Regions from separate parts of the Homo sapiens genome. Here region 2 is linked to region 1. Evidence: read pairs that join two places in POLR2A ChIA-PET (ENCODE). Cell type or tissue: K562. All regions are shown on one strand. Links, peaks and the distances in the headings refer to the core of each region. The heading gives the core; the rest is flanking DNA.

Evidence for each region. Peaks named below come from ENCODE experiments on the same cell type or tissue, not always from the same donor. Only the 100,000 strongest peaks of a DNase experiment are listed, where the experiment ranks them.
Region 2: POLR2A ChIA-PET joins it to region 1 with 5 read pairs; 2 of 35 experiments call an interaction of 5 or more read pairs at or near these places.

The regions. Positions count from the first base shown.
Region 1 is chr16:83,875,475-83,891,437 of GRCh38, forward strand. No RefSeq gene overlaps it. Among named protein-coding and RNA genes, the nearest start is that of MLYCD, 16 kb to the right of the region's middle. RefSeq lists a silencer at 3,132-3,290. In K562, for the core only: a CTCF peak has its summit at 11,820; a DNase peak (open chromatin) is centred at 13,337; H3K27me3 peaks cover 1,666 bases.
Region 2 is chr16:83,773,888-83,790,078 of GRCh38, forward strand. CDH13 (cadherin 13) reads left to right here. Exons shown (of 14, transcript NM_001257.5): 12 at 6,081-6,314; 13 at 9,367-9,585. It also overlaps the pseudogene LOC124903810. Among named protein-coding and RNA genes, the nearest start is that of CEDORA, 9.0 kb to the left of the region's middle. In K562, for the core only: no CTCF peak of the experiment used is centred there; no DNase peak of the experiment used is centred there; H3K27me3 peaks cover 866 bases.

The DNA of each region.
Region 1 (15,963 bases), core at 10,964-15,963:
GGAATATATTTAACCCAACCATCTCTACACAAGGTCAAAGAAGGAGGAGGAGGAGGAATAAGAGGGGGAAAGGAAGAGGAAGGAAAGGAAGCTGGTAAAGTGAAAAGTACGCCACTCATGAGTGCTACTGGATATCATTGATGCCATCACCTTGTGAAATCCAGAGCTCATCGTGAGATGGGAAGAAACCTCACAGGCACGTTGAATACCCACCTTCTGGCAAAGACTATGGAAGAGTTTGTGAACTTAAAAAAGTTACAGTTTTTTAAAGACAAATGACAAGCATTCCAATTGCTGACCTGTTCTGTAATGACAAGGAGCTCTGAGGAATATATAACCCAGAAGATACTATAATTTCAAAAGAATAAACATAGCAATCCATACCATAAAGATTCCATTTTTTATACAAACAAGAAAGTAATTGCTTTTCTAAAGAAACTCTTGCTATGGAGAGAACATTTTTGAAAAGGTTTTTATTATCTTATCACCTTTTTACCCCCCAAAAAACATTTAAATGTATCATTTATAAAAGTGCTCAAAGCTGCATGCCTAAAATCTTGGAAATGAGCTATTCTAACCATTTACAATATCTTTCAAGTAAACAGTTTTAGTGGGTTTTGAACCCACTTGTTAAAAATATCAAAAGGGAGCACCTTCCAATTAGTTTGCAAGAACAACATCAAGATTAGGAAACATGGAAATTTACTAGCCAGATGTCAACAAAAATCTGTGCATAATTGGCAGTTGGGATTGAAAAATGAATATCATTAGCTGCTTCTGCACCAAGCCTCAAGCATTTGTGTGGAATATTTTCCAGTTATGATAGACTTTCAAAGCATGTATTCAACTCTATGGAACCTGGCTAGGCACAGTGGCTCACGCCTGTAATCCCAGCACTTTGGGAGGGCAAGGATGACAGATCACTTGAGATCAGGAGTTCGAGACCAGCCTGGCCATCATGGCAAAACCTCATCTCTACTAAAAATATAAAAGCATTAGGCAGGTGTGGTGGTGCATGCCTGTAATACCAGCTACCCCAGGAGACTGAGGCTCGAGAGTTGCTTAAACCCAGGAGGCAGAGGTTGCAATGAGCCAAGATGGTGCCACTGCACTCCAGCTTGGGCAACAGAGCAAGACTCCTTCTCAAAAAACAAACTATGGAACTTTAGAGTCAGTTCCTTAAATTATAGTCTCAAAAAATGTTAAAGAGTTTAAAATATAATGAAACAAGTTCAATTCTTCACTCTGATTAAATATTTATTAACACTATTTATTGCAAATAATTTTAGTGATAACCACAAGGATTTTATACTGTTAGTACATTAATACATACAAAAATGCATTTCAAAACATTTGTTGTATCCTCTTTATCCTTTTCAATTTCTGTTTGTGTTTGCTCTATAATATACATGATGAATTTGTGCCATAGAAAATTTTTTGCTAATGAGTGAAAATGTTTTGCTGAGGGGTACAATCAAAAATGTTTGGAGACTGTATCAGTTTCCCCTTGCTGCTGTAACAAATTATTATGACCTTTGTATCTTTTTTTTTTTTTTTTGAGAGGGAGTCTCACTCTGTTGCCCAAGTGCTGTGGCGTGATCTCGGCTCACTGCAACCGCTGACTCCCCAGTTCAAGCAATTCTCCTGTCTCAGCCTCCTGAGTAACTGGAATTACAGGCATGTGCCACCACACCCAGCTAATTTTTGTATTTTTAGTAGAGATGGGGTTTCACCAAGTTGGCCAAGATGGTCTCAATCTCCTGACCTCGTGATCTGCCCGCCTCGGCCTCCCAAAGTGCTGGGATTACAGGCGTGAGCCCAGCCCCGACCTTTATATCTTAAAACAACATAGTGATTATTTCACAGTTCTAGAGGTAGGAAGTCCAACATGGCTCCCAGTGGACTGAAATCGAAGGGTCAGCAGGGTTATACTCCTGGAGGCTCCAGGAGAGAATCACTTCCTTGCCTTTCCACCCGCAGAAGCCACCGCATTCCTTGGCTCATGACCCCGCATCACTCTAATTTCTACTTACATCATCTCATCTCCTTCTCTAACTCCTGCCTTCCCCGTACAAGGACTGCTGTGGTGGCCCACCCAGAGAATCCAGGGTCATCTCCCCATCCCAGGTCCTTAAGTCAGTCACATCTGCAAAGTCCCTTTTTCCATGTCAGGTGTCATATTCACAGATTCTAGGGATTCAGATGTAGACATCGTTAGGAGGGGCATTGTACCGCCTGCTACGAAGACCTTTGGCAGAAAGAGTAAAACAGAGCCAAGGAAGAAAGTCATTGTGATCCTCAGGGTCAGATTCGGTGTGTCAGCTCCCCAGCAGGGCAGCCCCCACAAGCTCACTCTCCGGGCTGTGCTTCGAGGGGCAACTGGGCCTTATCTTCAGCTAACGCACATGGTATTTCTTTGGTCACATTTCCATCCTTTTGGCTAAAAGCAGTAGACCTTCTCTTGTGTAGGTGATAGGGTATCAAGATGGTTCTTTCTTTTTCTTTCTACTGAGTCACCTGGACCAAGGTCCAGATCTTGATTCAGGCTCTTGCTACCCTGTATGATCTGGGCAAGTTTCCTACGTCCTCTGATCCTAAGTTACCCTCTGTCTAAAATAGAGACATTAATCTAGGCTTTGCAGTGTGGTTGAGGATTAGAGGAGATAATGTACAAGTTGCTCACACAAGGAGGCTGCTGAATAAATGTCCGTTTCTTTCCCTCTTCTAGTTAAAATTTCCACCTCTTCAAGTCTGCATCCAGGGAACAAGCCTCGTCTGTAAAGATGCAGAAACATGAGGGTAAATTGAGTCTAAGAGTGAAGGCTCCTTGCAATAATTTTTCATTTCATCTGGGGATTGAGAAATGTACAGCTTCATTCATGGCTTCTTCAAGAGTGCCAAGCCCAACAATGAAAGTGAACCAACGTAGAACAAGAAGCATACTTGGGCCGGGCGCAGTGGCTCACGCCTGTAATCCCAGCACTTTGGGAGGCCGAGGCGGGCGGATCACGAGGTCAGGAGATCGAGACCATCCTGGCTAACATGGTGAAACCCCGTCTCTACTAAAAATACAAAAAATTAGCTGGGCGTGGCGGCGGGCACCTGTAGTCCCAGCTACTCGGGAGGCTGAGGCAGGAGAATGGCGTGAACCTGGGAGGCGGAGCTTGCAGTGAGCCGAGATTGCCCTACTAGACTCCAGTCTAGGCGACAGAGCGAGACTGCGACTCAAAAAAAAAAAAAAGAGAGAAGAAAAAAAAGAGGCATACTTGGCCCACAATAGTTGTCAAAATAATTTCCCCCAGACCCCTTACAGACAAAGATTGTATTAATTTAACAATATTGTGCTTTGACAAATTCCCAAATTCTTGGAACATAAACACAGTCATCAGCCAGCATTTGTTCTACAGACTGCCTTGATCCTCATCTGAGGTCTCTAAGAGGGATAGGTGGTGGGAAAACCCTTTCACAGGTGGATATCTTCGTCTCAAAAGGAAGCGTCTTCATTTTCCAGTGTTGGAATGTGGGGCTTATTAAATTCGTTTCCTGCTAAAGATTTTTCCTCTCATGCAGTAACATCCCCCTCTGCTGGAACTTGTGGATTTTGCTCCAAATATTTATTAAGAACTAGTAAAAATTAAATATGGGATGCATGTTGCCTCTAAACTGGTGGTTCTTAAACTCTCTTATGTGTAAGAATCTTCCAGGATGCTGTGAAGGGGGCCAGCCCCTCCACACCTGTGGGTATTTCTCGTCGGGTGGGACGAGATACTGAGAAAAGAATTAAGACACAGAGACAAAGTATAGAGAAAGAACAGTGGGCCCAGGGGACCGGCGCTCAGCATCCGGAGGACCTGCACCGACACCGGTCTCTGAGTTCCCTTAGCATTTACTGATTACTATTTTCACTGTCTCAGCAAGGGGAATGCGGCAGGAGAACAGGGTGATAGTGGGGAGAAGGTCAGCAAGAAAACTTTTGAGCAAAGGAATCTGTGTCACAAGTAAGTCCAAGGGAAGGTACTACGCCTGGATGTGCACGTAGGCCAGATTTATGCTTCTCTCCAGCCAAACATCTCAGTGGAGTAAAGAATAACAGAGTAGCATTGCTGCCAACATGTCTCGCCTCCCACCATAGGACAGTTTTTCTCCTATCTCAGAATTGAACAAATGTACAATCGGGTTTAATACCAAGACATTCACTTCCCAGGGGCAGGCAGGAGACAGAGGCCTTCCTCTTATCTCAACTGCAAGAGGCTTTCCTCTTTTACTAATCCTCCTCAGCACAGACCCTTCACGGGTGTCGGGCTGGGGGATGGTCAGGTCTTTCCCATCCCACGAGGCCATATCTCAGGCTATCACGTGGGGATAAACCTTGGACAATACCAGGCTTTCCTGGGCAGAGGTCCCTGTGGCTTTCCACAGTGCATCATGCCCCTGGTTTATCGAGAGTGGAGGATGGCAATGACTTTTACCAAGCATACTGCCTGTAAACATTTTATTAACAAGGCACACCCTGCACAGCCCTAGATCCCTTAAACCTTGATTCCATACAACATATGTTTCTGTGAGCTCAAGGTTGGGGCAAAGTTACAGATTAGCAGCATCTCAGGGCAAAGCAGTTGTTCGGGGTACAGGTCAAAATGGAGTTTCTAACGTCTTCCTTTTCTACATAGACACAGTAACAGTCTCATGGCTCTTTCTTTTCCCTACAATGGTGTTTGTAAAAATATATATAAAAGGAGACTTTTGTACCCATAACCGTCTTCTAAGGGGAGTTCACATCTACTTTTTTGTTGTTTTTGAGACAAAGTCTCGCCCCGTCACCCAGGCTGGAGAGCAGTGGTGCCATTTCAGCTCACTGCAAGCTTGAACCCTCCCAGGTTCAAGCGACTCTCCTCCCTCAGCCTCCTGAGTAACTGGAATTACAGACTCCTGCCACCACGCCTGCCTAATTTTTGTACTTTTAGTAGAGACGGGGTTTCACCATGTTGGCCAGGCTGGTCTCAAACTCTTGAGTTCAGGTGATCTGCCCGCTTCAGCCTCCCAGAGTGCTGGGATTACAGGAGTGAGCTAATGTGCCCAGCTCTCACTTGCGTTTTGAAAAACTTTTGGAGGATGAGAAGAAGACGGAGTAAAGCTAGAATTAGTGTACTTGGAACTGCGTCCAACTGGAGTGCCTGCTGGGTGGTACTGAGTATGGAGTACTGTCCATTCCTCTCTTAAACCGCTGAAACCATTGACCTGGAGAAAACGCCTTGTTCCTCACAAAGCTCATTATGCCGGGCCCCTCCCTCCCCAGCCTTCCGACTACAGTTCCTGGCAATGTGGCAAAACCGCATCTCTACAAAGAAATACAAAAAATTTACCACATGTGGTGGCACACACCTGTAGTCTCGTCTGCTCGAGAGGCTGAGGCAGGAGGTTTGCTTAAGCCCGGGAGCTCAAGGCTGCAGTGAGCTATGATCATTCCACTGCACTCCAGCCTGGATGATAGAGTCAGACCCTGTCTCAAAAAAAAAAAAAAAAAAAAAAAAGCAAATGAGAGTGACATGGTTTGTTTTTGTTTATTTGAGATAGAGTCTTGCTCTATTGCCCAGGCTGGAATGTAGTGGCGCAATCCCGGCTCACTTCAACCTCTGTCCCCGGGTTCAAGCGATTCTCCTGCCTCAGCCTCCCAAGTAGCTGGGATTACAGGTGTGAGGCACCACACCCAGCTAATTTTTGTATTTTTAGTAGAGATGGGGTTTCACCATGTTGGCCAGGTTGGCCTCGAACTCCTGGCCTCAAGTGATCCACCTGCCTTGGCCTCTCAAAGTGCTGGGATTACAGATGTGAGCCACTACACTTGGCCAAGAGTGATGTGGGGGTTTTTTTGTTGTTTTGTTTTGTTTTGTTTTGTTTTGTTTTGTTTTTGAGATGGAGTCTTGCTCTGTTGCCCAGGTTGGAGTGCAGTGGCGCGATCTTGGCTCACTGCAAGCTCCGCCTCCTGGGTTCACGCCATTCTCCTGCCTCAGCCTCCTGAGTAGCTGGGACTACAGGCGCCTGCCACCATACCTGGCAATTTTTTTGTATTTTTAGTAGAGACGGGGTTTCACCATGTTGGCCAGGTTGGTCTCGAACTCCTGGCATCAAGTGATCCACCTGTCTTGGCCTCTCAAAATGCTGGGATTACAGGTGTGAGCCACCACACCTGGCCAAGAATGATGTGGTTATTAACGTGGATAACTTCAAACCTATTCTTTATGGAGCTACAGTGTCCAAATCTTAAGCATACAGTTCTATGGTTTTTACATAGATACAGATCTGTGTAATCCACTCACATAAAAATAAAGAATTTTCCCAGCACCTCAGAAGGCTCCCTTCCCTGTAAATGCACACACCTCCTACAGATGCAGTCACTGTTCCGACGTTGATCATCATAGATTAGTTTTCCTTCATCTTTCCTTTCATGTCAGTGGAACACACGGTGCATAGTCTGTCTGTCTGTTTTCCTTTACTTATCATCGTGTTTATGAGATCCGTCCATGTCGTGTGTACTGGTCACTTGTTCTTTTTTATTGCTGTGTAGTAGTCCATTCAATGAACATACCGCAATTTATCATTCTCCTGTTGATGGACATTGGCTGTTCACCATTTGTGCTAGTACCTAGAAACATTCTAACGTTTGCCTTTCAGAAGTTCACTCCAATTACAAAAAAGTTTAAATCCCCTACAAACAGCCATGTGTTAACTTTTAACAGTACCCAGTTATTTGGGATAAAACTCATAACTGCTTGAAACCCAAAATGCTGGAGGCACCAGCCACTGCTGACAGCCGAGAGAGAGTGTTGAAAAGCTTTGAGCAGGAGAGTGATGCAGTGGTGTCGGATTTCACAAAAAGCATTCAGGCAGCAGCTGAACACCACCATTTCTGTGACTGAACTGATGCCCTTTCTGGGGGGCAGCCATGTGCTTTGGCCATTGAAAACACAGAGGGTGTGATGGAGAAAAGAGAATGCCCACTGTTGTTAGTTTTGCTTTTCACTCCTGCCATCTCTCATTCCATTTGGAGAAAGCCTACAGCTGAAATTAAACTTTCAGCTCTAGGGGCAAATCTGTTTCTCCTTGTCCTGCGTCTGTCAGAAATGATATCCATTCCGCAGACTAATGTCCCTGTACCATGGTGCAAGCACTTCCCTGCCAGCTCCAAAGCCGGGCACCAGGGAGAGCACAGGGCACTGAGTTCTTGCTGTCCACACCCTGTGCAGATGACCAGGGATCAGCCACCTGCCGCTGTCTCCCAAGAAGAGAAGACAGAGCAATGATGGTTTCATCAAAGCCCCTGAAAGGGTGGGCAAAGCTGGCGTAGGCTTGGCGGCTAACAAATGTGAAATGGGAAGTTTTGGGGGCTGTCATTGGAGCCTTTTTTTTTTTTTTTTTTTCCTGAGAAGGAGTCTCACTGTGTCGCCCAGGCCGGAATACAGTGGTACGATGTCAGCTCACTGCAAACTCCGCCTCTTGGGTTCAAGTGATTCTCCTGCCTCAGCCTCCTGAGTAGCTGGGATTACAGGTGCCTGCCACTACACCTGGCTAATTTTTGTATTTTTAGTAGAGACGGGGTTTCACCATGTTGGCCAGGCTGATCTTGAACTCCTGACCTCAGGTGATCTGCCTGCCTTGGCCTCCCAAAATGCTGGGATTACAGGTGTGAGTCACCACGCATGGCCCATTAGAGCCATTTATATGGTGTATCAGTTCCCACTGCCTTTGGAAGGAACTGCCTCTGGCCACAGCCGATTGGATCAGAGCTAGACACTTGGTTCTGAAGCCGGAAACAAGGTTCAGAGCTGCTTCTCAGCCCCTGCTGGTTCTTCTCTCACACATGAGCTGGGAGAGCGAGAGGGCCTTGAGCTGCCTCTCATCCAATAGGCAAGGTGTGCATGGTCCCAGTCACTAACTGCATCCCAAGTAACTACTGTCCTGACCCCTGACAGCAGAGGTTTTGACAATTTTTGAACTTTATATCATGATATCACACAGAATAGGCTCTCTTGTGTCTGGCCACCTTCACACCATCATCTGTTTGGAGATGCATCCTATGGCTGTGTAGGTTGAGACTTCATTCTCGTTGCCTTGGACTGCTCCACCGTGTGAACGTGCCATGCTTTATTTATGCATTTTGCCATTGATGGATGTGAGAGTAGGCGGAGTGTGTGATGTGATTCTAACCAATAGAATACAGTGGGTATGATGGAATCCACTCACAGTTACATTACACAGGACTGTGACCTCCACCTTTCAAGAGCACTTTCCCCCTTGCAGGCCTTGTTAGAGCAAGTGGCATGTTGGGGAGGCCCCTGTGGCAAGGAAGTGAAGGCGGCCTCCAGTTCACATCCAGAAAGAAACTGAGGCCGTCAGTTTTATAGCCACAAGGAACTGAATTCTGCCAAGCACATGTGAACTTGGAAGTGGACCCTACACCTGCTGAACCTGGAAATGAGACTACTGCCTAGCAGACACCTTGCAATTGTGTTTACAATAGGATTCCAACATATGAAATCCTAACCCCCAAGGTGATGGTATTAGGAAATGGGGTCTTTGGGAGGTGATGAGGTCATGAGGGTGGAGCCTTCATGAATGGGATCAGCGTCCTTATAAAAGAGGCCCGAAAGAGACCCCTTATCCCTTCCACCATGTAGGGACACAGCTAGTAGTTGCCATCTATGAACCAGAAAGTGGACCCTCATTACACACCGAGTCTGCAGCTGCCTCGATATTGGATTCCTCAGCCTCCATAACTGTGAGCAATAAATTTCTATTGTTTATAAGCCACCCAGTCTGTGGTATTGTGTACAGCAGCCTGCATGGACTGCAGCTTTGTGAGATTCGGAAGCAGAGTCCACGACCTAACTCCTGATTCACAGAAACCGTGAGGTCAAAAATATGTGTTGTTTTAATCTGTTAATTTTGTGGCAATTTGTTATGTAGCAATATAAAACTAACACAACGGACATTTGGATAGTATCCAGATCTGGGCTTTTAAACCCTGGGCTACCATGAACATTCTAGTGCATGTCTGTGGAAGCCAAACCGACTCTATCTTGGATGCTAGTCTACCACGTTGGCTTGTGATTAACCCCTGTTCTGGGAAGGTCTTTAAGATTTCAAGTGTATCTATTGTTCCTTGTGTGAGACCAGGTCCTTGCCATGAATCCTGCCCTTAGCCAGGCAACGCTGATGTTGTAGTACTTCAATTGTCCCACACAACCCTTCAGAACTACCCCTCCCCTATGGTGTATAAGCCCTGGATCTCAGCAGCAGTGGCACAGGGATCCACCATCTTGTCCCACTGCCACCCAAGACACAGACATGTCTTCTGTTCCTAAGTCCCTATTAAATGTTTCTTACTAAGACACTGGATTTGTCAGCCTTTTTCTTAGGCTTCTTGGCTTCCTTGCACTTTGGGGTAGGTTTGCACAGCCCTGCCCACCGCAAAACATGTATTTTGGTGAATATACATATATATTCATGTTTGGTATATACCTTGGAGGGAGCTGCTGGGACATAGGAATGCATATGTTCAGCTTTAGTGGATTCTGCCAACAGTTTTACAAACCAAGTTACATTTACATGGGTAAAGATGGGATTCAAACCCAAGTCTGCCCAGCTCGGAATCAATGTCATAGCCTGTGTAAAGATTTGGGATGGGCTAAGGAGATACAAGGATGACTTCTCTTTCCTTGGCACTGATTGAATATGTCTTTATAACTATGTTGAGACTGGCCAGGAGCCAGTATCTCATGCACAGTCATTTCTGCTTATTTAGCATGAGGGGTCTCATAATTTTGAGTTTCATAGTCTCATAATATTAATCCTAAACCTCAGAAGCACCCTCTGTTTTTCTTATCCACAAATATTGGGAGGGCGTCTTAGAATGGATTCTCATCACAATTTAATTAGAAAGGAAATGTTTAAATTGCTACATATGTATTTCCAGGCAGCTCGGAACTGGCCCGTATCTGTAATCTCACTGAGCATACAAAACGGTAACAAATGCGAATGGAACACCTACTATGCTGAGCTCCCACAGAATAGTAAAGCTGCAGAAGGATTATGAAAAATGACAGGCCCCACGCTCACATACCACAGCCCACATGGTACTTGTGCCAGCTATTTATTGCTCGGTAACCAATCAGCCCAAAACTTAGTGACTTAAAACAACAATATTTTGTCTCTCAGGGTCTCAGTGGATCAGGAATTCAGGATGAGTTAGGCTTAGGGTCTCTCGTGTGGTCTTAGTCCAATGATGGCTGGAAGTAGAATCCCAAGGAATTGGAGTTCATGAGGGCTGATCAGTCTCTCTCTCTCTCTCTCTCTCTCAGGGCCTCTCCACGTGGTCTCTTCATGTGGGCTACTTTCGGCTTCCTCACAGTGTGGCATCCTCAGGGGAGCTGAGCTTACTGCTTATTAAGTGGTAGCTGAAAGCTTCAAGAGTGAGGGTTCTAGCAAACAATGTGCAAGCTGCATTGCCTTTTATAGCTTTATCCTGGAGGTCACGCAGCATCACTTCTGCAATGTTCTGTTTGTCACAAGCAAGCAAAAGGCTGTGTCAGATGCGTCCCCTGGGAAGCAGACACCGAGATGGGAGTTAGGAGTCAAGAAGTTGATTGGGAGTCATACCTGAGACAGAGAACGGGAGGAGGAAGCAGAAGGAGGCTGGAAAGGCCTTCAGGACACAGTGTGGCTCTAACAGCTGTAAAGGGAAAGGAGGGGACACGGGATGGTGCAGGAGAGTCTCAGGTGGCAGCATAGATCAGACAGGGTCTTGGCCAACCCACTTCATGCTCTGGGACAAAGAGTCCCATGATGAACAGAAACAGCCAGGCCCTAGACCCCTGCCCTGCTTAGTCATTGGCTGAGACTGTCCAGAAAGAGAGTGGCCTTGGCTTGAAGGCGAAGACACACCCTGGTGGTGCTAACAGGTGCAGACCACACTTACAGCTGAAAAGTAACTCTTTTCTTGAAGGGAGACCTGAGCGGTGAAATCCTCAGCTACCAAACAAGCCCACCCAGATTCAGGGGAAGAGAGTTAGGTTCCACCCTCTGATGGGGAATTGGCGAGATTGTAGAAGAACACGTGGGACAAGAATTGATTCTAGGAAAATTCCAAATTCTTTGGAACCTAAAATGTGCTATAACACGCAAACATAGCTTGAGCACAGAACGGTGCGTAGGTTGGAGATGAACGTCTTAGGCCTTGGAATCGGCCGGAAATTGGTTCAAGTCTTGGCATGTCCACTGACTAGCTGTGTGACCTTAGGCAAGTTACTTAACCTATCTGAGCCTTAGTTTTCTCATCTGTAAGACTGACAACAGAGTAAAGCCCATCCTTCATGGGTTACTCTGAGAATAAAATGTGATCATACATGTCAAAGTTTAGCACCGTGCCTAACATGTAGTCAGTGTTCAGGAGGGAAAGTACGTCATTATTATTTACTGAGTAGCAAGAAAATCATAACAGTCCAAGACCACTTAGTCTAAGCAATAAGTGACCCACTGTGTCAACGCAGGAGCCCCCAGGAGCATGACGAAGTGCATCCCGTACAATACGGATTTATTCCCAACAAACAGTTTCACACTAACTCGGGTTTGGTGAGGACACTGAGTTATCAAGAAGATATTGACTTGTATTTATTATAGATATTAAATCAGAAATTGTGAGCTTTTATAAACACAGAACAGAAGTCATTGCTCGACACTCTGAGCTCTTTAAAAGCAGGAATTGTGCTTTATTTGTTCTTGTAACACCAGGGCCAACAGCTGGCACGGAGTCATTGCGCCCCAAATGTTCATGGCATTGAATTGCATCTAATAAAGATAAAACTTGGCTTGCTGGAAGATGCGTCGATTCATAACATCTTATGATGCTAGATAAATATAGGTTCTTTTTCTTATCCAAAATGGAAATGGGAAAAAATATGACTCGTTCTTATTATTAAAAGTTATGCATGCTCGTTGTAATTTAAAAAACCCAGGCAACTCAAAAATATGTTTAAAAGACAGTTTTAAAAAACCCATCGCCCAGAAATAACTTCTGTTCACATTTTGGTGAACCTTCTTTCAGAGTGCTTTTCTAAAAAAATTAAAATAGCATCATGGTATAATGTCTTGTAACTCAATATTTTTCACGTGGCAACATACGGCCACCAGATGAGTGAAAGCTGACACAGACATCAGCGGGGAATTCAGAAGGAGGGAGGAAGACAAAGACTGCACTGCTGTTCTCTCGTCCTTTGCATGACCACCATTGTGTGGGCTGCTGGCTGTCCTTACAGGCTTAGCTGACGCTGCAGCCGCCCACCCTCCATGCTTGGACATGCTTGGATCTCTGACCCGGAAGCCCGTCCCTGTCCAGCTCAGCTCTCCCCTCTCAGTCCTATGAGCCATTGTCTCCCACAAGGTCTCTTATTGGTCATCCCTGACCACAGCATCACATACTCTTCTCCCCACCTCAGCTGAAGGGTCTTCGACTCCCTTCCCTTCTTCTCATCTCTGATAAGCAGGAGGACTAACACCACTGGGTCCCTGGGTCCCCAGCACTGTTTCAAGAAGTTTACATAAAATATCCCAATTAATTTTCCACAACTGCTCTAAGGAAGTTAGAGGGAGATGCTGTCACCAGCATGCCCATTTTACAGATTAGGAAGTTGAGACTAGAGAGATTAAGTACCTTGCCTACTGTTACAGCAAGCAAGTGATGGATCTAGGAATGGACACAGAATGAACAGGAAGGAAAGGAGACTCAGTGTCTCTCCCCTGACCACTTAACCACTGTCCTCAATTACAGAACCAGACAAGAGGTGGAAATACATTTAGTGAGTGTTTCCTTAAGAAGCAGCCTCGTTGTATGGGATAAGTATCAATGTTCTTGGTCTCACAGGCAAGGAGATCCAGGCTGCAGACACACACACACACACACACACACACACACACACACACACACATATACAGTGAGTTTGGAGCAGGAGTTTAACAGGCAAAAGGAAAGAACAGCTCTGTATCATGGAGAGGGGTCCGGAGCGGGTTGCCAGGTGGTAGTAAAAATGTCAGGGTTTTTATAACGGGCTAGTGAGGAGGGGATGTCTTCTACTCCTAGAGCCCAACGATTTAGTTGTGACCAGGTGTGCTATCTGTATAGACCAGAGATTTTTTATCAGCTCTCACCCCATTCCCTAACCACCTAGGCCAACTCTTAGTCTGTGTTGCTTATCTGCGAGGGAGAGTTTCTGTGTCTGTTCCCAGGCAGCATCTTGCGGCGGTAGACATCCCCCACAACCCCAATCCACTTTTAGCTCCATATCTTACTTAGTGTGCCTAAAGGAAAGGAATGTGCTTATTAAGGCCCACTGTTTCACTGAGGCCCATTGTATGAGTGTGAAGTTTGGTGATTACCCAGGAGACTCTGCCCTCTTCTATGCTTGAGCTGTCTTATCTGTGTTTTACAGCTTGATCATTCAGCCTGCTTGTTAGAAGAGAAGTGATTTATTTGAACTGCATGATGTTAGAAACAGAGCTAATTGTTTTTTTCGTTTGTTTTTTTTTTTGTTTTTTTTTTTTGTTTTTTTTTGAGACCGAGTCTCACTCTATCACCCAGGCTGGAGTACAGTGGCGTGATCTCTGTTCACTGCAACCTCCGCCCCGCTAGGTTCAAGCAATTCTTGTGCCTTAGCTTCCTGAGTAGCTGGAATTACAGCTACACCACGGCCAGCTAATTTTTGTATTTTTTGTAGAGATAGGGTTTCACCATGTTGGCCAGGCTGGTCTCGAACTCCTGACCTCAAGTGATCCACCTGCCTCGGCCTCACAGAGTGCTGCGATTACAGGCGTGAGCCACTGCGCCCAGCCCTTTTTTTTTTTTTTTTTTCCTGAGACAGGGTCTTGCTTTGTCGCCCAGGCTGGAGGGCCATGGTGTGATTTTGGCTCACTGCAACCTCCACCTCCTGGGTTCAAGTGATCCACCTCCCTTAGCCTCCCAAGTAGCTGGGACTACAGGTACCTGCCATCATGCCCAGCTAATTTTTATGGGGTTTTTTTGTAGAGACAGGGTTTCATCATGTTGGCCAGGCTGGTCTTGAACTCCTGACCTCAGGTGATCCGCCCACATCGGCTTCCCAAAGTGCTGGGATTACAGGCATGAGCCACTGCACCTGGCCTGAAAGGGAGCTATTTCTGAGTTGCTTTTTGTTAGAAGGAAAGTTTTCTGCTGGGGACTGTCTTTACCCTGTCTACCTAAATAATTTCTTTCTGCCTCCTGTAACACTCATATTTTTCCTCCTGTCACTGAAGTGCCAACCCTTGAAGGAAGAGTTTTTTTGTTTTGTTTTGTTTTGTTGAAGAGGAAACTTAAGCTCAGAGAGGTAAAGTAGATTGCTTGGAGTTTCACAGCTAATAAACCAACAAGCCAGGATTTCAACCCACACTGCCCGATGCAGAAGCTGACTTGCTCCACGGTAACAAGTGAGCCTCTGTGTCAATGCGGGAGCCCCCAGGAGCATGACAAAGTGCATCCCATACAACATGGATTTATCTCCAATAATTTCACGCCAGTTTGGGTTTGGTGAGGACACTGAGTTACCAAGAAGAGAGTGACTTGTATTTATTATAGTTATTAAGTCAGAAATTGTGAGCTTGCTCTCCCAACAGATTTGCCTCCACAGTTTTGCTCTACCATATCTAGAAGGGCTGCATGTCTTACTTGAAAGAAACCCATCTTTCGAGTCACCAAACACAAGCATGGCAGCGTGTTGCAGGGATGCTGCAGCCAGACTGCCTGGGCAGCCTCGAACAAGTTACACAACCTCTTTGTGCCTCAGTTACCCTATCAGTGAAAAATGCAGATAAAAATAGTATCTACCTTACAGAGTTGGGAAAGTTCAATGAATGGGTTTATGTGAAGCACTTAGGATGACGCGTAGTACTTAGTAAGAGCAATACCAAGCATTAGTTATGATTACTATTCATAGAGTCCAGAGCTTGATACAAAGTATTACTTTCCCCTTTGCATTTCCTTTTGGAGCAAACAAAGCCAGCCTTGAAAGATGTATGAGTTTCCTGTGGCTGCTGTAACAAATGACCACAAGTTCAGCGGCTTCAAACAACACAGATTTATTTTGTTACAGTTCTGGATGTCAGAAATCCAACACAGATCTCACTGGGCTGAAATCTAGGTGTTAGCAGGGCTTCGTTCCTTCCGGAGCCTCTGAGGGAGCCTCTGTTTCCTTGCCTTTCCCAGCTTCTAGAGACAACCTGCAGTGGCTTCCGGCACCTACCCACCCCCCACATCTTAGCAGCATATAATCCTCACATTTTTCCCTGAATCTGACTTTTCCACCTCCTTGTTACACCCAGATCATCCAAGACAGTCTCCCCATCTCCACGTCAGCTGATTAGCAACCTTAATTCTATCTGCTGCCTTAATTTCCCTTTGCCATGCAACGTAACATATTCATAGATTCCAGGGATGGGGACGTGGACATATCTGGGGGTACATCTTTCTGCCAACCACAGACCAGTAACTAGGAGCCTTGTCAGTCTGATCCCCATTCCGCTTCTCTTTACTCAGGCCTCCCCACCTCAACCCTGACTCCCTATGGTCAAGGTTGGAGCCTCTGCCTCCTGGCACCCTCTTCAGACAGCATAGAAGTCCCTCGTGGCTGCTTACCATTCTCTAAGTCTTACCTGGACTTCTGTCTTTCAGAGTTTAGAAAATGAAGCATCTAGAAGTTCTCAAACTTGTTGATAGGTACCACCTTTCTCAGCTTGAGTCTGAGATGTTGTGTTAAAAGACTCCATCTTGGCTGGGTGTGATGGCTCATGCCTGTAATCCCATTACTTTGGGAGGCCAAGGTGGGCAGATCACCTGACATCATGAGTTTGAAACCAGCCTGGCCAACATGGAGAAACCCCGTCTCTACTAAAAATAGAAAA
Region 2 (16,191 bases), core at 2,874-7,873, 110 kb before region 1:
ATAAGGTCCTGCTCCCAAGCTTCCTCCTTTCTCTCCATCCTTATCCCTCCCCCTTCCCTGCCTGGCATGGTCTTGTAGCTGGAAGACGAGGCCTCAGCTCTGGGGTCTCATTTCTGCTTCACAAACCTCCATCAGCACAGACTGTCCCCATGTGGAGCCCAGCCCCCTGCTGTTATCTCTGAAAAAGATCTACTCAACTCTATAATCATTTTCGGCTACTGAGCTATTCGTCCTACAGAAATAGTAAATGCTATTTTACTGTGCATGGCCGGTGATACCAGCAAGCCTAGGACATTGGTCCCAGCGCCTATCCTGCCTATTGTCCTACTACAGGGACAACTATGACTATGCTAGCTGGAAATGATGATTCCTTGGGTACCCAGCCTGACTATGACACAGGCTGTCATAGTCATTTCCAGCAAGCAAAATAGGAACAGGAAGCTAAGAATCTCAAATACATTTAGAATGACCTAGTCAAATGCCATTTCTTTTTTTTTTTCTTTGAGACAGAGTCTTGCTCTGCTGCCCAGGCTGGAGTGCAGTGGTGCAGTCTCAGCTCACTGCAACCTCTGCCTCTTGGGTTCAAGCGATTCTCCTGCCTCAGCCTCCAGAGTAGCTGGGATTACAGGCACGTGCCATCATGCCCAGCTAATTTTTTGTATTTTTAGTAGAGACAGGGTTTCGCCATGTTGGCCAGGCCAGTGTCAAACTCCTGACCTCAAGTGATCTGCCCACTTCAGCCTCCCAGAGTGCTAGGATTATAGACCTGAGCCACCACACCCGGCCTACCATTTATTTGTGAAAAAAAAATAAAAAATTCCACTTACATGGGTTCCCCAGAGTCGTCAGATTCATAGAGACAAGGAGTGGAATGGTGGCTGCCAGGGGCCAGGGGAAGGGGAATGGGGACTTGGTGTTTAATGGGTCAGAGTTTCAGTTTTGCATGGTGAGAAAGTTCTGGAGATGAATGGTGGTGATGTTCCCACAACAATTTGAATGTACTTAACACCACTGAACTGTACACTTCAAAGTGGTTAAAAATTGTCAATTTTATGTTATGTATATTTCACCACAATGAAAAGAACAGCTCATAAGAAGGAAGCTGTAAATAGTAATAATAATAACCTGGAATTATGGTTTAGGGATTATAGCTTGCTTTCATGGTTAAAATGAGAGCCTGTAAGACTCAAGCTATGTAATAAAAATTCTGGTGGAGAAAGTATAGGTTAATGCTTGCTCTAGAGAAGGAGGCCTGACACTCACGGTGTCCATTTGAGCCTGTCCTAAATCTCTCTGGACCTCAGCCTCACCATACCTACAATGAATTGGCCTCAGATCTTCTGCTCTGATCTTGCACCAAGCCTGGGCTTGCAATCTGCGTGTCTGTGGACTCTTCAGGTATATTTCTGAATGCAGGTGCGTTTCTCTGGAGGCAGGGGCCATGACCTTCAGCAGATTCCCAATTGGAAACTCACCTCCCAACCACGTTGAAGACCTGAAAGCTGGAATGGTTCATCTGTCAGCAGTCCTTACAGCTCCTAACATTATAAAGACAGAAGCCCCTACAAACTCAGCCAGACCCCCACATGTTTAGAAGTTAGACTTCTCTGATCCTTAAAATGGCTACCATGAGAACATGGCCCCTGGGCTCCCTCCAGAAGGGAGCTGCAAAGAGGGAGTCCCATTCTAGCTCCATTTCTGGGTGTTTTGCTCAAATTGACCTGTTTTCCCTATTGAAAGAGAAAATTCCGGCCAGGAGTGGTGGCTTATGAGCCAAGATCGTGCCACACTGCACTGCAGCCTGGGAGACAGAGCGAGACGCTCTGTCTCAAAAATAAAAAAAAAGAAAAAAGAAAGAAGTAAAAGAAAAGAAAGAGAAAATTCATAAAGGAGGGACCCCGTCTTCACTGTGCCTTGGTTTTGATTCTTGGTTATGAGTGGTTCCATGGTGGTGGAGGCTGCTGATGGAAAGAGGAACAGAGGGGTGAGGGATTTTTGCTGAAAATCTAGAGAATACTTAGAAGCCCCTATATTTCCTGGGCCCCAGAAATGATTGGAGCCAAATGGGCTTGTGAGGAATTTTGAAATTTTGAATTTCACCTGAATTTTGGATGTGATTTTTCTCTATCCCGTGCATAGAAACTGAGAGAGGCTCTTTCCCTCAGGATTTTGTGAATCTTGTCTTTAACTCATCGCCCAAAGTAACAAACTCATCTTACTAACTTCAGAAAAAGACATCACCAGCCTGGCCTGGGAATAACACATAGGAAATTGAAGACAGTAGTATACTTAAGTTCACAAAAGGCCAATTCTTATGGCCGTATTTCAAATGCTCATAACGCCTTCTCATCCATTCTACCAAATGACTTGTCTTCATAATATATTCAGAGTGAAAAAACATAATGGATTCTTCCGAGATATTCAATTAGTTCAATAAAAAGAGAAAAATAATTTTTCAGTAAAGAAATTTAACTAAATGACTAAAACTGACAGTGAAAAACCAACTTCAAAGTAATTATGCATTTCTTTTGAGTTTGCGCTCTAACGAAAGTTGATGATATGCCACCATTAGAAATAGCCATCCTTCAAATGATCAATTGCATTTGTGTTGCTATTTTAGCAGACATTTATTTGAATGTTTACTCTGTAGCTGTCTTTGGGTGTTGATATATTTAAATTTCCACCAGCCCCGCTAAAGAGTATCGGCTCGCACTTCTTCATGACTCACTGCTCAGCTTCCTTTAAGCTGGTTTTTTCCCCGTTAACAGAAACCTCTTCCAAAAGTGTCACCAGTAACATTCTCCTTACAAAATCCGGTTACTTCTCTTCACTTCTTATCCTCGTAGGGGTCATGACACATTTAATTATGGGTCATTGACTCCTCTTCCAATTCTCTCCTGCAAAACTAGCATCTGCTCTTTAAACTTTGGGGTCTCTCAGGATTCCGTATTCCACCCCTCTGGCATTCTGAACTTTCACCCTGGGTAACCACTTTGTTAGAGAAGTTTCAAAGCCATCTATGTGTTGATGACTTCCCAACCCCTAACTCAGCCTGGGCACTTCCGCCAAGCTGCACAGGTGCATTGAATTCAAGGGGTCGTTAGCACAATCAAGACTGAACCGCTGGTCTTCCCACTTCCCACTGCACTCTGCTCTTCGGGCAGCCTCATCTGAGTGCTTGATCACCAAGAAAAGACACTGCTTTCCTGCTCGAGCTGCACACATCATGCCTCTCTTCATCCATGGCTGGTCCGCCTGCCTGCAGGGTCTCACATTTCCTATCAATCCAATCGTGTGCTTTCTGAAGATAAGTCAGATCAGATTGTTCCTGGATCACTGCCTTTCCGGAAAGCCTCTGGTGGCCTCGTGCACTCTGTAGAATTGGTACAGGTCCCTTGTGATGCTACTCAAGGCCCTCCAGGAGCCCATGCCATCCTCAGTGCCCTCAGCTCTGGAGGAGCAGCTCCACCACGGCACCCCATGACTTTGCATGTAGAGCCACATGGGGAGGGTATGACCTGCAGCTGCGCTGAGTCTTGGCAGAACACCCTGCGGTCCCCCAGCCAGTTTCTCATTGCCTTCCGGGTTCTGTGAGGTGCGGGGGCTTTCTGCCTGCCCCTCTCAGGACACAGCTGCTGCTGTAAAACTGCTGAGAAGCAGCTTGGAGTTGGCTCTACTGCAACATCCCTTCTTTCTGTTGCAGTTGTCCATTCCCTTTTATTCTGCCATGACCTGCGCCAAGGCCATCATGCCCACGCCTGCTTCTACTGTCTAAGTAATAAGCTGTCTGCATCTAAAGAGGTCTCCTTGCTTCTTTGCTAGGACTTGCCTGCGTCCTGTATGCCAACTTCAAATACTCACTACCCTTCTAACCCCCGTGTAACCTGATAGCCTAACTGCAAACTTAATATGCGTTTCAAAACATAAATATAGTACAAGAGAAAATAAAATTATACTTGGAAATCTGGCTAAGTGAAAATAAGGATTAGAAAAATAAAAGAAAGCCATAGGTTAGATTAGTACTGTATAGTATTAGTTTATTAAACTGATAAGAACAGATCTGTACTTCATCTTAGCCAAGAGGCCAAGAAACGATTGTACTACTGTATAAAATTATGGTGCTGTAATTTTAGAGGTGCTTCAAATTATTTTGGGAATAAGGCAAATCTGTATACTTAAAATGTGTGACCTATGAATTTGGCTCTAACCTTTCTTGCAGAAAATTAGAAACTACTAACAAATGGTTTGTCCCAAGAGCAAACCTCTAATGCACAAATGATTAAAGATGAACTCAGAGAAAAATGAAGGCAAGCTGAGTTTTATTAACATTGTTTAATGTTTAAGTGAAATACATTATTAGGGCTGGGCACAATGGCTCATGCCTGTAATCCCAACACATTGGGAGGCCGAGGCAGGTGGATCACTTGAAGTCAGGCGTTTGAGACCAGACTGACCAACGTGGTGAAATCCCATCTCTACTAAAAATACAAAAATTAGCTGGACATTGTGTTGCACACCTGTAATCCCAGCTACTTGGGTGGCTGAGGCATGAGAATCACTTGAACCGAGGAGGCAGAGGTTGCAGTAAGCCGAGACCACACCACTGCACTCCAGCCTGGGTGACAGAGTGAGACTCACCAAAAAAAAAAAAGAAAGAAAGACATTATTAGATTGGTGATTATGAGGGCCATTATCTTAAAATAGTATTTCCTAAAATGAAAAACATTTCAGGAAGTAGCTGAAATATCAGGAAAAAAACAAGGCTTTAAAAATAAGGTCCAAAGATTATATGATGATTGCTTCTATGCCCCTGTAGCCAGCTAGTGATCTCATTTCTCATCACTAACCCAGCTTTCTAAATCTGTCCTGTCCAGCAGGGTCAGCCATCCCAGCCCCCAGTGGCACCATCAGCCATCTGAGACTCTTTTTCACCCCCAGAAGAAAATGTCTTGGATTTAATCTTTCCCTCTTTAGTCAACTCCTCAGTTAGAGTAGAGCTACAGCAGTGAAACCATGGCCATCTCTCACGGAGACTCCGTCCTCCCCCTGCCACCAACATGTGTGAATACCTGGCTACTTATGTAAAAGATTTAATTTGATAAGTGAGGAAAAGTCATATTTATCTCCATTCTTTGAATAGATTTCAGTGTGTGAGAATGACTTTTTAGTGTGTGTCAGAAGCTTAGTATTCTAAGGGTAAAGTATTAAGCCTAAAGAACTTCAATCAGAAGTCTTAAGGCCGGATGCGGTGGCTCATGCCTGTATTCCCAGCACTTTGGGAGGCCTAGGCAGGCGGATCACGAGGTCAGGAGTTTGAGACCAGCCTGGCCAACATAGCGAAACCCCATCTGTACTAAAACTACAAAAAAATTAGCCGGGCATGATGGCAGGTGCCTGTAGTCCCAGCTACTCGGGAGGCTGAGGCAGGGGAATCGCTTGAACCCGGGAGGCGGAGGTTGCAGTGAGTCGAGATTGCGCCATTGCACTCCAGCCCGGGCGACAGCGCGAGACTCCATCTCAAAAAAAAAAAAAAAAAAAAAAAAAAAAAAAAGTCTTATATATGATAAAGGGCTTTGTAAACCACTAAACTTTATACCAAAAAAATCTATTATTGTTAGTCTTGTTTGCAACTATTAATAACAACTGAGAAATGGGCTGGGCATGGTGGCTCACGCCTGTGATCACAACACTTTTGGTGTCTGAGGCAGGATGATTGCTTGACGCCAGGAGTTTGAAATCAGCCTGGGTAACATAGTGAGACACCGTCTCTACAAAAAATACAAAAATTATCCTCTTAGATGTAAATGCTAAAAAAATAAAGTTAGCCAGGTGTGGTGGCGTGCACCTGTGGTCCCAGCTACTTGGGATACTGAGGTGGTAGGATTGCTTGAGCCCAGGAGGTTGTGGCTGCAGTGAGCCATGATCGCACCACTGCATTCCAGTCTGGGCGATAGAGTGAGACCCTGTCTCAAAAAATAAAATAACTGCAAAATATACTAAGTTTACAATGCAAAAAGTGCTATGGTAAATTGCTCTCGCATATACCAGTTGCATACCAACATCTTCCCTTTTTCCCACAGGCAACCCTCCCGCTACGGGCACTGGGACTTTGCTGATAACCCTGGAGGACGTGAATGACAATGCCCCGTTCATTTACCCCACAGTAGCTGAAGTCTGTGATGATGCCAAAAACCTCAGTGTAGTCATTTTGGGAGCATCAGATAAGGATCTTCACCCGAATACAGATCCTTTCAAATTTGAAATCCACAAACAAGCTGTTCCTGATAAAGTCTGGAAGATCTCCAAGATCAACAGTAAGTCTGGCTAAAGCATTTCTGCCTATTCTTCCAGCTTTCAGTTTATTTTCTCTTTCCCAAAATGCTGTTTCTCTACTGTTCTCTCAAGTATTCTCATTTGGTTCATTTTAAGTTATTGGCATATTATAAATACTGAGAATTTTCCCACCAACAAACAAATGCAATTTATAAAAATATTGAATATCTGTTTCAAACACAGACATTTTCTCTTCTGCTTCCTCTCTGATATTTTCTATACTGTACACCCTGTGTTGTATATCCTAACCTGTCTGCTACATACACTATTTAGTATAACTCCAATATTCTATCTTTAAAATTTTCATATATTTAGGGGGCACAACTGCAGGTTTTTACATACATACATTGCATAGTGGTGAAATCTAGGCTTTTACTATCCCCATCACCCAATAGTGAACTTTCTCTTAACTAATCTGTAGTTTCTGCCATCCCAGAGTTCCCAGCCACAAGACTGTGATTCTTTGTTCTTCCTCTTTCTCTTCCTTTTTTCTTTTAATTAAACTCCACAGATTCTTTGTTTGTAACTAGCTTACAAAGAATATTGGCCAACCTGCCCAGTCTCAGACCTTGAAAAGATAGGAGTCTCTGCTTCTCCCCAGCTATCTCTTGGCTCAGCTGTCTTTCCAGTCTCAGAGACAGAGAACTGTGTTAACATTAACTTTCACCAGCGCATTGGAGAGGCTTTTCGTGGTGTACCTGCTGTCATAAAAGACTAAAGGAAAGAGAAGTGCTAGGATAAGAATCTTTATAGTCTTCAACCTCCAACCTTCCATAGTACGCTGCAGACCTCCTCAGACTTGACTTGGTTTAATGATGACCTTGGGTTTTTTTTCAAATCCTTGGCCACCATTGACTTTGATGTCTTCTTCCATGCATCTTCTTTCTCCTTTATAAAACTTGCAAGCAATGTCTCCTCCCACAAGTCCTTCCACATAGGCAGGTGGAATTCAAAACTTAACCCAACTTCTATCACTTGCCTTATTAAGACTGAAACACCAACATATTAATATGGAGTATCCCTATATCCACAATCTCACCCACTTTCTTCCCCAAATGTAAACTAACTACCAAGTTCACCTTGTCTTCCAATAAAGTAAAAGAAAAAAGAAAAAGAAAGACATTAGACACTATGTCTTCAATAATATACTTATCCTGCTGTTGACCCCGTCAGGGTTCCCACTTCTTATGTCAGTGGTAGAACTTTTGAGGGAGACAGAGAATTACGCATTTCATTAGGTTTTGCAAATGTATTGTACAATTGTGCATAACATTTTCTATTTAAAAATCTCATATCTATTGTTATAGCCCTATCTCATATCTCATTTTTTTAGTGCCTTTTGCTTGTTATTGATTCTATTTGCCTGTTTGTCTATTTTATTGCTTTTTAAATAATGAATTCTGTTATACTGATTATTTTTAATTAAAACAGACCTTCTCTTGTTTGAGGGGTTAGTGTTTTATTTGCTAGTTTTTATGGCTATAGCCTATTTGAATAATCATCTCCAGTTCTTTCCAATTGGAACTTTCTCATTCAAGAGTTTCTTTTTTGGGGGCGTGCAGAGGGGGGTGAGCATCAGGATAAATAGCCAGTGCATGTGGGGCTTAATACCTAGGTGATGGGATGATTTGTGCAGCAAATCACCATGGCACATGTTTACCTATGTAACAAACCTGCACATCCTGCTCATGTACCCCGGAACTTCAATTAAAAAAAAAAAGAAGAAAAAAAAAAAGATTGTATCCTCTACTAAAGGAAGATGGGAAAATGCTGTTTGATTTAATCTGCCATCTCACTAGGTGAGCATCACATTAGTCATTGCTGCTCCTGTCACCTTCTGGTAATGATCATGCTTCATGTATTTTTATTTCCCTGTCATTACTCTCTTGTTTTTTCTCCTGGTTTTACCTAATAGATAAATGCCTTCTAAATGATTTTGTTGTCTCACAGTTTTTTTTTCTGAATATTTAGCCCTGTTTATTCCCAGAAAGGGGCACTTAAAAATACATATGACCCTAATCATGTGAGTGACTTTATCTCAAGGCTAAAGAATAGGCCAGCTGGTGCAGCCACTGCCAAGTGTCACCCAGGGGCCTGGGTGATGGTGGCTATTGCCACCGCACATGACATCAGGGAAGTGGAGGGGAAGCTTAAAGATCCAGTCTCTATGTTGCGGGTTCCCACCCAAATGTAGAGCTGTGGACAGAGGATTGATCAAAAAAAACAAAAACAAGGCTGGACTCAGTGGCTCACACCTGTAATCCCAGCATTTTGGGAGGCCGAGGCAGGCAGATCACCTGAGGTCAGGAGTTTGAGACCAGCATGGCCAATATGGTGAAACCCCATCAGTACTAAATATACAAAAATTAGCTGGGCATGGTAGTGTGTGCCTGTAATCCCAGCTACTCGGGAGGCTAAGGCAGGAGAATCATTTGAACCCAGGATGCGGAGGTTGCAATGAGCCAAGATTGCACCACTGCACTCCAGGCTGGGCAACAGAGTGAGACCCTGTCTCGAAAAAAAAAAAAAAAAAACTAAAGACAAAAAATGTAGGCTATAGAACCCATCTCCATGATAACACATTAGGGTCCTGCCCACATTGAGAGCAGGTGGATTTTCACCTTAGCTTTCTAGATGTGGAACGCAGTCTTTGTCAAGATGGCTTTTTCGTGTAATAAATTTGCAGGGAGGAGTTCTTGGTAATCAATCATCTTCATGAAAGGAGCTCTCCTTGAAACTGATTATAATCGCGCCGAGGCACAGAACTCTGGTGATGGAAACACTCTGTCTCTGTGTTGTTCATTACAGGAGCCAGCAGCCATGTGTGGCTTCTGGGCACTTGGAATGTGGCAGGTGCCACTGAGGATCTGAACTGGTATTTTCACTTGATGTTAATGAATTTAAATGTAAGCATTCGCACAATTATAAATGAAAATGCAATGCCTGTTTGGTGTGACTTTCATCACCAAAACCTCACTCTTTTATTGGAAAAAGTCTCATCCACTCTCACCAGAACCCTCCTTGCCTTTACAGATACACACGCCCTGGTAAGCCTTCTTCAAAATCTGAACAAAGCAAACTACAACCTGCCCATCATGGTGACAGATTCAGGGAAACCACCCATGACGAATATCACAGATCTCAGGGTACAAGTGTGCTCCTGCAGGAATTCCAAAGTGGACTGCAACGCGGCAGGGGCCCTGCGCTTCAGCCTGCCCTCAGTCCTGCTCCTCAGCCTCTTCAGCTTAGCTTGTAAGTTGACCTAACTCCAGTGCATGCACAAACAGGAAATTGTAACTTCACTGGGTTCGTGAAGCCAGCATTTTCCCATATACCTTTCCAAGAAGATGTTTCCCAGAAGAATCATTCATCTTTAGTGTATGTCTGTATGATAGAACATGTTATATGTAAAAGTGCTCCCACTGATGTTTAAAGGCATCTTAACAATCCCTGCCAGCCAGTCTGAGGGATTGTGCAAAGGTGTTCATTGCTAGCCTGCAAACTAGGTGGTAAGCAAAACTTCCTACAGCTGCCACTCAACTTGAGCTAATGAAAATGCGCCCAGATTAGTTAACTAGTCTATCAGAGGCCTGTTTCTCTCTACATTATGCAGAATAATCTTTTGCAAGGTTAAAACAGATATTATGAGACTTTCTGAGAATAGTCGTGAGAATTTATGGATGGAGGGTGGGCTGCAGGGAAAATGATAAATGCATAATTTACACTGTTTTTTCACTGGCTAGTAATAATGACTATAATATCATGAAACATTGTTTTTAACAAATGAATTATTATGCCAAGTAGTATAGATGTGAGGATAAAATTAATAAATACATGTCTCAGATATTCCTTATTTATGAAATACTAGTCCAATGTTAACTTTAGCCGTTATTCATATATAACTGTTACCATCCAAAAGCCTTTTGGGCCTTGCAATTTACCTTTTGAGAACGTATCGGTGTAATTGTGAATTAGGAAGTTGGGAAATTGACAGAAAAAGAAAACAGAAGGTTTTTTATCCTACTGACAGTGGTGAGCTGCCAGGAAATCACATAGTACAACATTGGACATTCACGTATATAAAGCTCTGTGCAAGACCAGAGTCCTGTGAGTAGAAGGAAAAATGAAGGGCCAGGCACGGTGGCTCACACCTATAATCCCACCACTTTGGGAGGTCGAGGTGGGTGGATCATCTGAGATCAGGAGTTCAAGACCAGTCTGGCCAACATGGTGAAACCTTGTGTCTACTAAAAATACAAAAATTAGCCAGCCATGGTGGCACATGCCTGTAGTCCCAGCTACTCGGGAGGCTGAGGCAGCAGAATCACTTGAACCCGGGAGGCGGAGGTTGCAGTGAGCCAAGATCATGCCATTGATCTCCAACCTGGGTGACAGAGCAAGGCTCTGTCTCAAAAAAAAAAAAAAAAAGGAAACAAGAAGCCATTATAGCATTTCACTGGCCCTTCAGACTGGGCATTTCTGAAAGCGAACATATCATCTTCCCCTCCTGACCTGCCCCTCTGCCTGACTTGTCTCTGATGACTGTACCACCACCATCATCATCACCATCATCTCCATGTCTCCTTCCTGGTCTTCCCACTGCAAAGCCCAACAGAGTCTAAGGGTCCAACACTTTCCATCCATCCCTGCCTCCACCCTCCTGTCTCAGGTACTAATGTCACTTAACCTCGATTATCTCACTGGCTTTCTAACTTTATCTTCTGCAAAGAGAGAGAGAAAATAGAAATCAAGAGGCCACCCCTCGGAGGCTTCTCCTGAGTCTTTTCTGTAAAGCAGAGACAATTTCAGATGAAGGGTTAGAGATGGGAGTGGGGACTGAGAAGAAATTAGGAAACCTTGTCAAAGCACAGATAATTCGGCTGTACAGCAATTGGGCTAAACGTTGAGCAGGGGTGGTCCAGAGGAGTTTGTATACTGTCTTAGTCCATTCGGGCTACTATAACAAAATACCATAAACTGGGTGGCTTATAAATAACAGAGATGTATTGCTCATGGTTCTGGAGGCTGAGAAGTCCAAGAATAAGATGCTGGCAGATTCATTGTCTAGTGAAAGCCCACATTCTGGTTCACATATGGCGCCTTCTCCCTGCATTTTCACATGATGGGAGAGGCAAGGCAGCTCTCTGGGGCATCTCATCCCATCCCATCCATGAGGACACTGACTTCCTGACCCACTAATTTCCCAAAGGCCCACCCTCGTAGTACCATCACCTTGGGGATCAGGTTTCAGCATATAAACTTTGGAGGGGCACAAACTTCAGAGCATAGCAGATACCATGAATTTATAGCAACACATTATGCTTGTTTGCCCCCTTGCTTTGCTGACAGATATCCTAGACCTAGATTTCTAGAGTGTAGGAATGTTCCCTTCGTGAGGGTATGCTGTCTGGGGCCTGGTTTGCTGAGTCATCACTAGCAACCTGCAAGTCACTCTTGCATAGTATCAGCTGGGGAGATGGTGGTGGATCTCAAGTCTGGCTGCACAACAGAAGCACCTGGGGAACTTTTAAAAGTAGCTACCCATACCTGAGCCCTACCCTATGGCTGGAAGGGCAGCTTAGACATTTGTCCATTTTAAAGCCTCACCAGGTGGTCCGAAGACACTGGGAAATCAGGACCGTCCTGGTGAGTGACTCCAACGTTTAGGTACAGGCTCCTGGACATTCTAACAGTGTCCTCCAATCTTGTCCCCACCCTAAAGACGTGCTGGTTCCTTCGGTTCACAACTCAATAGGAAACAGGTGGAGGAGAGTAAAGTTAAGAATACAAGTGTGAAGATGTTTGCTACCGATGGTGCCAGAAAACCTGGCACCATCCCTCCTCCAGAGAGGAGGGTACGGTGAGATGACAGAACACATCCAGTATGAGAATTTCTATAGCACCAACTTTCCAGAAAGTGTTTCAGAAGCTTACAGAATTAAAATGTGAACCAGACAGGAAGTTAAACTTGACAAGGAAGAGAAACCAACTAGGAAGAGTTGGGGATGGAGTTAACTGACACTAAATTTGGCCTGAGCTTCTCATTGGCTTGCCGTACACAATTGCCACTGTGTGATAAGAGCAACGTGTTAATTGCAGTGGTAGTTCCTAAATGCTGCTGCACGTCAGAACCACTTAGGAAACATTTTCAAACTACGAATTCCTGAGCTCAGTGCCCTAGAAACTTTCATTTGTGCTCTAGATTACGACTTGAGCTTGAGGAATAGGGCGTTGGGGAATGGTAATGAATGGACGCATGGACAGACAGATGGATAAATGAAAGGAAACATATTTCTCCCTCTTTTCTTTTGTTCTTTTTTTCTTCTTTCCTTTGTCTTTCTTTTCTTTTTTTCCTTTATTTGTTTACTTATTTATTTATTTTTTTGAGACAGAGTCTCACTCTGTCGCCCAGGCTGAAGTACAGTGGCGTCATCTCAGCTTACTGCAACCTCCGTCTCCCGGGTTCAAGTGATTCTCCTGCCTCAGCCTCCCAGGTAGCTAGGATTACAGGCATGCACCACCATGCCCGGCTAATTTTTGTATTTTTAGTAGAGACGAGGTTTCACCATGTTGTCCAGGCTGGTCTCAAACCCCTGACCTCAGGTAATCTGCCTGCCTCGGCCTCCCAAAGTGCTAGGATTACAGGTGTGAGCCACCACACCCAGCTCCTTCCTTTCTCTTTCTTCAGAAAGTAAAATATTACAGGCAAAGGTAAAATTGCCTATGTTTCTCTGCCCAATTTTATTTTCTGTTCTCTCTCCTCAGAAACAATAGCTACCATGAATTAGCTATTCATGTGTGTGTCCAGATGTTTTATCCTTTTACTACACACAAACTGACACATACACTCACTCACACACATTCACACATGACACATACAGTTCTATTTTGTGCAGTTTGTAAAACCTCCTGTAATTCATATTATATTGGGCATACCATTCTGCGACTTACTTTTCTTCCTACCTGTGTTACATTCACAAGGTCCATCCACGTTGCTCTAATTCAGCGTTCAGCAAACTTTTTCTGTAAAGGGCCAGGTGGCTTTGTGGGCCATATTAGTCTCTGTCACATATTCATCTTTATTGTTTGTTTGTTTGTTTGTTTCTGTCTTTTGTACCACCCTTTAAAAACGTGAAAACCCTTCTTTGCCTGGGAGCTATCCAAACACGGACTTGAGGTTAGAGTCAGCCCACAGCGTTCCTTGGCTGAACCCCGCTCTGCTCCATTTACTCCTCCTGCTGGAGGATCCTGTCATTTGAATACGGTGCAGTGGATTCCCTTATCAGCAGACACATTCGAATCATTTACTATGACCAACGCTACTACAGTAAGAGATCTACGTTTTCCACCAGCTTCTGGAGTGAGCGCCAGACAGACCACAAGCCCAGCACTGCCCAAAGACCAGCACTTAGAAGCCACTGCTCTACAAGCAATGCTTGCAGCTAGGTGCGGTGGCTCACCCCTGTAATCCCAGCACTTTGGGAGGCCAAGGCAGGCAGATCACTTGAGGTCAGGAGTTCAAGACCAGCCTGGCCAACATGGCCAAACCCCGTCTCCACTAAAAATACAAAAATTAGCCAGGCGTGGTGGCAAGCACCTATAATCCCAGCTACTCGGGAGGCTGAGGCAGGAGAATCGCTTGAACCTGCCAGGCAGAGGTTGCAGTGAGCCGAGATCACACCACTGCACTCCAGCCTAAGCGACAGAGCAAAAAACAACACCTGCAGAGATCCAGGAGCAACTGGAACTCAAGAATAACAGAGTTTGGATAAATCGGAGAGCAGTACTTCCTATGTGATTGCAAAGAGATAAAAATTCTATGTGTGTGTAGTGGGAATGCATATACACACGTACATGTATGTTTGTGTGCACGCACGTGTGTGTACCCAGAAAGTAGACAATTAAGGGGGTTACATCACACATTGCCCTCTGTAAATCCAATTTCTGAACATCAAAGCCTCACTCCGTGACATCTCTTTGAAGAACAAAGGCACTGCAGGACCCTGCTCACGGTTCAGCTACTCGGGACTGGAAATGAGTGTTTTAAATGGAGACCAGAGCCGCTGTGCACCTGCTTGTTAAAATACAGATTTCCAGGCCCATCCAACCTATGGCATCAACATCCCAGGTGACAGGGGCCTCTAGCTCAAAGCCCAGTGTTTGGTTATTTTTATACAATATTTTTATAATAATACACATTCTGCTACCAACACTCCCCATATATTAAGTATTAGTAAACATTGAATTTTTTTTTTTAGATTAAAAAAAAAAGACTTGGCAGTATTTTTTTCTTACCAACAAGGGATTTTCTTGTGGTCCTCACTTTGAGACTCCTGATCTACAGATGACAATCATCAGCAGGTTGCCAAGGATTTCCCACTTCTCATCTCTCAACTGAGCTCTTGGGTCAAGTTAATCTAAGGCAGAATTGCCTGATAATCCCTAAAGAATTGCTTCACAGTTGGTATCATTGATAAAAGACAGGCACAGGTACACTAGCTGTGAAATACCAAATGTGCTTTATGTGCTCGTCTAAGGGGAGCCATCCCATCTAGCATCTGATGATTGTATCTCACTGTAAGTAGGGGCACCTGTGTGTAAAGTCGAAATTATTCCCACAGTGAAACTCTGGATCTCCTTGTGTAGCTGGAAAGTATTCAGTTGACACTCCAATGGTTTGCTGTACAAAGACAGTAGTTTCAGCCCCCAAAAAACAGTTAAAAACAGGTGTTACCACTTACCTTCAAAAACACACTTGGTCTGGTCATGTGTAAAAGGCATAAGATTTTCTAATATTGTTCATTTAAATGTTAGAGATGCCTGCCAAATGTCATGATTTACGTTTTATTATATACCTAGTCCAAGACATTCTTCCTAACCAAAAAGGGATGGACATAATAAGACATGTAAGAATCTGGGTCAGAGGTAGCAGGAACAGGTAACCACCAGTGCCCAACCACTCAAATGCATAAAAGCAGACATCAAAGTGGCCGACCCACGTGTGCTACCATTTATATGACATTGAGAAGAGGCTGCACAGAAGTGAGCTTAAACCCTTAAGCAAGGATTGGAGAAGGAGGAGGGTGATTTCAAAAAACACTGAAATTAGTAGCTTTCTTTTTTTTTGTTTGTCTGTTTTGTTTTAAGACTGAGTCTTGCTCTGTCACCCAGGCTGGAGTGCAAGGGCGCGATTTTGGCTCACTGCAACTTCTGCCTCCCAGGTTCAAGTGATTCTCCTGCCTCAGCCTCTGAAGTAGCTGGGATTACAGGCACCTGCCACCACGCCCAGCTAATTTTTTTGTATTTTTAGTAGAGACAGGGTTTCGCCATGTTGGCCAGGCTGGTCTGAAACTCCTGACCTCAAGTGATCCACCCACCTCAGCCTCCCGAAGTGCTGGGATTACAGGCGTGAGCCACCACGCCAGGCCTGAAATTAGCTATTAAAGTACATAACTTCCTAACTCAGCCATAGTCCTTACAAGAATTTTGGGAGCAAGGAAATCAGCTGGTAGAATCTCTTTGATGTTTCTTTAAAGCAGGGTCAGCAAACTCTAAGACACAGACCAAATCTGGTCTACTGCCCATTTTTGTAAATAAAGTTTTATTGGAACACAGCCGCGCCTATCATTTCCATATCGCCTGTGCCCGTTCTCTGCTGCAGTGGCAGAGCTCAGTAGCTGCCACCGAGACCAGCTGGCCCAAGAAGCCGAAAATATTAACTCTCTGGCCCTTCCCACTTCAAAGCATCATTCATAAAACTTCAGTGTGATGTAGGAGAAGATAATCACGTCACATTCATGGCAAGAAAAAATACTCAGATCCAAGTAGACTGGCAGCAACCAAACATGCTGATGTGTG